Linked DNA regions of Homo sapiens: region 2 is linked to region 1. A link is a loop called in an ENCODE intact Hi-C map of the cell type or tissue named here. Cell type or tissue: ascending aorta. All regions are shown on one strand. Each heading gives the region's core, and the rest is flanking DNA. Links, peaks and the distances in the headings are about the cores only. Region 1 has its middle 4.0 kb from the start of PDXK. Region 2 has its middle 8.0 kb from the start of CSTB.

Region 1 (2,806 bases), core at 77-2,576:
AACCATGGTCATGTAAAACAAAAATAAAATTCTGAGGCCCCCCAACCATCTGAATGGACTTCCTCCTCAGCCAGGGAACTCTGAAAATTTAACCTGAGAGACTGGTTCAGGCCATGATGGGAAGTGGGGATGGGATGTGCCTTATTCTACCTCTCCAGCATTAACATCAATGCAGACTTCAAGTCTGATAAGAAACATTTGACAACCCATTCTCTCTAAAGCCTGCTACCTGAAGGCTTCCTTTGAAAGTAAGAGCTTCAGTCTCTACAATCGTTGATCTTAACAGACGTTCCTTTCTATTGATCCCAGGTCTTTTTTTCTTTTTTTTTTTTGAGGCGGAGTCTCGCTCTGTCACCCAGGCTGGAGTGCAGTGGCGTGATCTCGGCTCACTGCAAGCTCCGCCTCCCGGGTTCGCCATTCTCCTGCCTCAGCCTCCCAAGTAGCTGAGACTACAGGCTCCCGCCACCACGCCCAGCTAATTTTTTGTATTTTTAGTAGAGATGGGGTTTCACCGTGTTAGCCAGGATGGTCTCGATCTCCCGACCTCTTGATTCGCCCACCTCAGCCTCCCAAAGTGCTGGGATTACAGGTGTGAGCCACCGCGCCCGGCCAGTCCCAGGTCTTTAAATAAACTCAACCAATTGTCAACCAGAAATTTTTTTTTTTTTTTTTTTTTTTGAGAGGGAGTCTCACTCTGTCGCCCAGGCTGGAATGCAGTGGCGTGATCTCGGCTCACTGCAAGCTCCGCCTCCTGGTTCACGCCATTCTCCTGCCTCAGCCTCCGAGTAGCTGGGACTACAGGCGCCAGGCTAATTTTTTTGTATTTTTAGTAGAGATGGGGTTTCACATGTTAGCCAGGATGGTCTCGATCTCCTGACCTTGTGATCCGCCCATCTCGGCCTCCCAAAGTGCTGGGATTACGGGCATGAGCCACCGTGTCTACTCTGTCAACCAGAAAATTTTTAAATCTACTTATAAGCTGGAAATCCCCCCAACCCCCTTCAAGTTGTCTCACATTTCTGGACAAAACCAATGTATTTTTTTTTTGAGACAGAGTCTCGCTCTGTCACCCAGGCTGGAGTGCAGTTGCGCGATCTTGGCTCACTGCAATCTCCTCCTCCTAGGTTCAAGTGATTCTCCTACCTCAGCCTCCTGAGTAGCTGGGACTACAGGTGCCCGCCATCATGCCTGGCTAATTTTTATATTTTTAGTAGAGACAGGGTTTCACCATATTGGCCAGGCTGGTTTTGAACTCCTGACCTTGTGATCCTCCTGCCTTGGCCTCCCAAAGTGCTGGGATTACAGGCATGAGCCACCATTCCTGGCAAAACCAATTTTTTTTTTTTGAGATGGAGTCTTGCTCTGTCGCCCAGGCTGGAGTCCAGTGGTGTGATCTCGACTCACTGCAACGTCTGCCTCCTGGGTTCAAGTGATTCTCCTGCCTTAGCCTCCTGAGTTGTCGGGATTACAAGCACACACCACCATGCCCAGCTAATTTTTGTATTTTTAGTAGAGACAGGGTTTTGCCACGTTGGCCAGGCTGGTCTTGAACTCCCAACCTCAGGTGATTCGCCCACCTTGGCCTCCCAAAGTGCTGGGATTACAAGTGTAAGCCACCATGCCCAGCCCAAAACCAATGTATTTCTTAAATGTATTTGATTGAAGTTTCACGTTTCCCTAAAATGTCTAAAACCAACCTGCACCCTGACCACCTTGGGCACATGTTCTCAGGACCTCCTGAGGCCTGTGTTGATACGGACAGGAGACAGGGAAATACTGGGTAGAAGAGGGCAGTTCCCTGGGAAAGCCCCCGCCCTCAAGCCTGGAAACCCACGGCCCTAAATGGGAACAGGCATTCCTGTTTTTGCACCCAAAAGTTGCCTTTTGGTCTGCCATGTCCCCCGTCCTGTACCCATATAAACCCCAAATCCCTGTCTCCATGAGGAGACAAACAGAAGAGCAGAAGGATGGCAGAATGGTGGGGCAGAGAGAAGGAGTGTCTGAACACCAAGAGGAGTTCAGCTGGGGGACGGTCAGAGGGGAGATCAGCTGCTGGACGGCCAAACTCCAAGGGAAGATCATCTTCCCACTCCATCCCCTCTCAGCTCCCCATCCATCCCACTGAGAGCCACCTCCACCACTCCATAAAACCCCCGCATTCATCCTTCAAGTCTGTGTGCGACTTGGTTCTTCCTGGATGCTGGATGAGGACCTGGGTACCAAGAGGGCACTGGCTGGTTAAGATTTAAGCCATCTGCAGATGGCAAGGCTAAAGAGTGCACTGTAACACATGCCCGCTTGGGCTTCGGGAGTCGCAGACACCCACCCCTGGATGCTGCTGTGGGGCTGGAGCCCAGGGGCACTCATCCCCGCTCCTGCACCTGCCCGTCTCTGTGCTCCCCCTCCTGTAAGGGGTTTGAACATGCATGGCGGCTCAACAGACAAGTCACACCCTTGTTGCACATCCTGCAAGAGGGGTCAGGGAACTCTCCCATTTCAGTGTCATGGGCCATGGTCACTGATAATTGGCTTAGAATAAATTTCTTTCAATATTTTACAGATTTTGACTCTTTTTGTTGACATTTTCCAAGGTTCACCGTCCTTTGAGGGCACACTGTGTTGCCACCATAACTCAGCTGGTCATGCCTCGAATGCTCTGGTGGAAGACCCGCTTGGTGTCAGTTCTCTCAGGTCCTCTCTTTTCTTTCTCAGTGAATGACTTTCTGGACACCATCTCCAGGACCCCGTCCACTTGCCTCCCCAGGTGGAACCCAGCTCTGGGTCTCTCCAACCACTTGTTCCCTAG
Region 2 (2,806 bases), core at 137-2,636, 53 kb after region 1:
CTGGGGGTGCGAGCAGGCTCACGCCCAGTGTGCACTGGGCATGCTCAGGTGTCAGCAGCCGAGCCAGCAACACTGGGATGACGCCCCCTTTTTACAGGCTCTCGGAGGTCGGGTGGGATTCCCAAGACCTCACAGGTCACGATGAATGGCCTGGCTGGAACTGGCTTCCACGGACCCAGCATCATAGGCCTCCCTCAGAGCCGGGCCGGGTCCCTGAGCTCACTGGAAGGACGCGTCCGCCTGGCTGTGCTGATTGTTTACACAGACACCACCTGGCTGATTTTCTCTGAACAGTGTGAAAGTGACGCAGAAGGCTAGTGGCCCCAAGTTCACACCCATGGCCCTGAGAAAGCAGTTGTGTGTGTAGCCTCCTCACCACCCTCTCTGCGTCTGGACATGGGAACCTTGCGGGCACACACATGCAAACACATGCGTACATGCGGGCGCACACACACGCACACAGGGATGCACACACACGCGGATGCACACACAGACGCACACATACACACGCAGATGCACGCACACGCAAACGCACCCACATATACATGCGGACGCACACGCGGAAGCACAGGCACACATGCACGAACACACACACTACACGGATGCACAGGCACACACACTCGTGGACACACAGCATACACACACACAGATGTGTCCAGACATCTAGTTATTCACGCCCTTGTTACTCTCAGGAGCAGCACAGCGACCCCGAGGCTGGCCTGACTGTGTGGCCTCTGAGGGTCCAGTCTTCACTTTCCCTTGTTGGGGGGATGGGGCCCCCATGCACAGTCTGTGCCTCAGTGTTCTGAGTGAGGGCACCCTGTGCTCTGCCCCATGACCCTCCCTGCCTCGGTGCTACCCTTCCTGGAGGCGGGACACGGCGGCTGATCCCTCCCTGAGTGGGAGTTGCGAGTCCTTTGCCTTCTTCCCCCGTCTCCGGCTTGTAGCCACAAAATGTGCTGCCCTGGGCCCTGCCTCAGGTTTCCCTACGGAAACGGCACAGGCCACGCTGCCTCCCCTGCTGGCACCCTAGTCTCTGATGGAGACCGTGGCCTCTCCACCCAGAAAGTGGGCCAGGCCTCACCATCCCTGAGCTCTGTCTGCCTACGTCTCTGGCTGCCACTGACCCCACCAGCATCTTGGCCTCTCGACACACCCCCTCCGCCCTGACTCTGTGTCATACCCAGGCCTCACGACACACTCCTGGGCAAGGCTGCGTCGGCAGCGCCCTGGCCAGGGCTGTGGTCGGGCCATGGAGGGGGCCCCCTGGCTGAGACCACACCCTGTACCCCCAAAAGAGGTCATCCTGCCCGTGCCAGAAACCCCGTCAGGGACATGTGCACCCCTGGAGTGTGGGCGCAGAGGCCGGCCACATTTAGCCAGTTGTACATTCATTCAGGCTGCAATTCTTTCTTATCCCTGGGCTCAGGGCCGCACCCAGACACACGAGGCCGGGCAGGCATGACTCAGCAGCCCTTAGGATCTGCGTCCTGTGATTTTCTCAAGGAGCACAAAGGTGAGCGTAGCCATGGGGGAGAATAGGGAAGGAAGAAGGGCCAACAGTGGCCGAGTCAGCTCTGCTTAGTCTGAACTGCCCCTCCCATTGCTCCCAGGCCGGGCAGCAGCCTCTTGAGCAGCCCCGAGCCCCGCTCTTGTCCTTCCAGCCGGCTCTCAGGGGCTCACCCCCTCCCCACCCCCACAGTCAGCCTTGCGGTCAGCTTTCTCTAAAGGCAGCTCCGCACACGTAGCTCTCCCTGCCCCACGTTGTCCACAGCGCTCCCTGCCCCCAGATCCCAGTGTCCCCACCACAGCTCCGCACCGCTCCTTGATCTGGGCCTGCATTAGCATCCCCGGGTTATGTGGCTACCCGTGCTGCAAAGGAGCCTGGGAAGTGTGTCTTTTCCATCTGTGCGAAATTCTATAGTTTTTCTCGCCCTTAAGGGAGGTGGGGAGAAGGATCTGGGCAGGGAAGGCCCGGCCCATCCCTGGCCACCTATGACACTGTAAGCCTCTTAGAGAGCGGCCATGCCTGCCTCGCTCTGCAAGCAGACCTGCAGGGTGCCTGGCACGAGGACATTCAGATGTGGGAAGGAGGGAGGAGGGAGAGACGACCTGGAAAGGAATGAGTGTGAGCTCAGTCGATGGTCAGGGACTGTGCCCAACCAGGGCCTGGCTGTGCCGTGGGGAGCTCTCCGAGCTCTGAGCATCCAAATGTTGGAGTCCTGACCCTGCCTTTTGTGGGATAGAAAATGGGAATTAACACCGCTTCTGGGCAGCTCAATTAGGAAATCTTAGACGCTCTACCTGGTAGTGGAATGATTAGATTACTCAAGCCTACAATTTTATCTTTTGCACAATTTGCATCCAATTATGTTATTCTGTCTCTAATCTAGTGGGAATCTATTCTCATCTCCATCAGTTGGCCCTGCTTCATAACGCACGTTTCCTGACAGCAGTTAGAGGAGAGACTGAGTAAGGCTGTGGTGGCATCTCCCAGCTCCTTTGGGCTGGTAAGGATACTGTTGGCTTTGCCTGGCTCCCCCCACCCAGACCCTGTCTACACAGACAGAACCTCAGCTAACACAGAGCCTGGCTGCTCTGTTCTGCCAGATCGGGAACACATGGCCAGCAAAACCTGCAGGCACAGGGCGCGGCGGCTCACGTCTGTAAGCCTACCACATTTTGGGGCTGAGGTGGGTGGATCACTTGAGCTCAGGAGTTCAAGACCAGCCTAGGAAACATGGCGAAACCCCGTTGCTACAAAAAACACAAATAATTAGCAGAACAAGGTGGCATGCATCTGTAG

What was found. Peaks named below come from ENCODE experiments on the same cell type or tissue, not always from the same donor. Only the 100,000 strongest peaks of a DNase experiment are listed, where the experiment ranks them.
Region 2: it touches region 1 in a loop (5-fold over the local background); 39 of 110 quality-filtered maps call a loop at or near these places.

The regions. Positions count from the first base shown.
Region 1 is chr21:43,713,748-43,716,553 of GRCh38, forward strand. No RefSeq gene overlaps it. Among named protein-coding and RNA genes, the nearest start is that of PDXK, 4.0 kb to the right of the region's middle. In ascending aorta, for the core only: no CTCF peak of the experiment used is centred there; no DNase peak of the experiment used is centred there.
Region 2 is chr21:43,766,881-43,769,686 of GRCh38, forward strand. No RefSeq gene overlaps it. Among named protein-coding and RNA genes, the nearest start is that of CSTB, 8.0 kb to the right of the region's middle. RefSeq lists enhancers at 1-485, 1,100-1,713, 1,163-1,735, 1,714-2,327 and a cis regulatory region at 943-1,991. In ascending aorta, for the core only: no CTCF peak of the experiment used is centred there; a DNase peak (open chromatin) is centred at 1,481.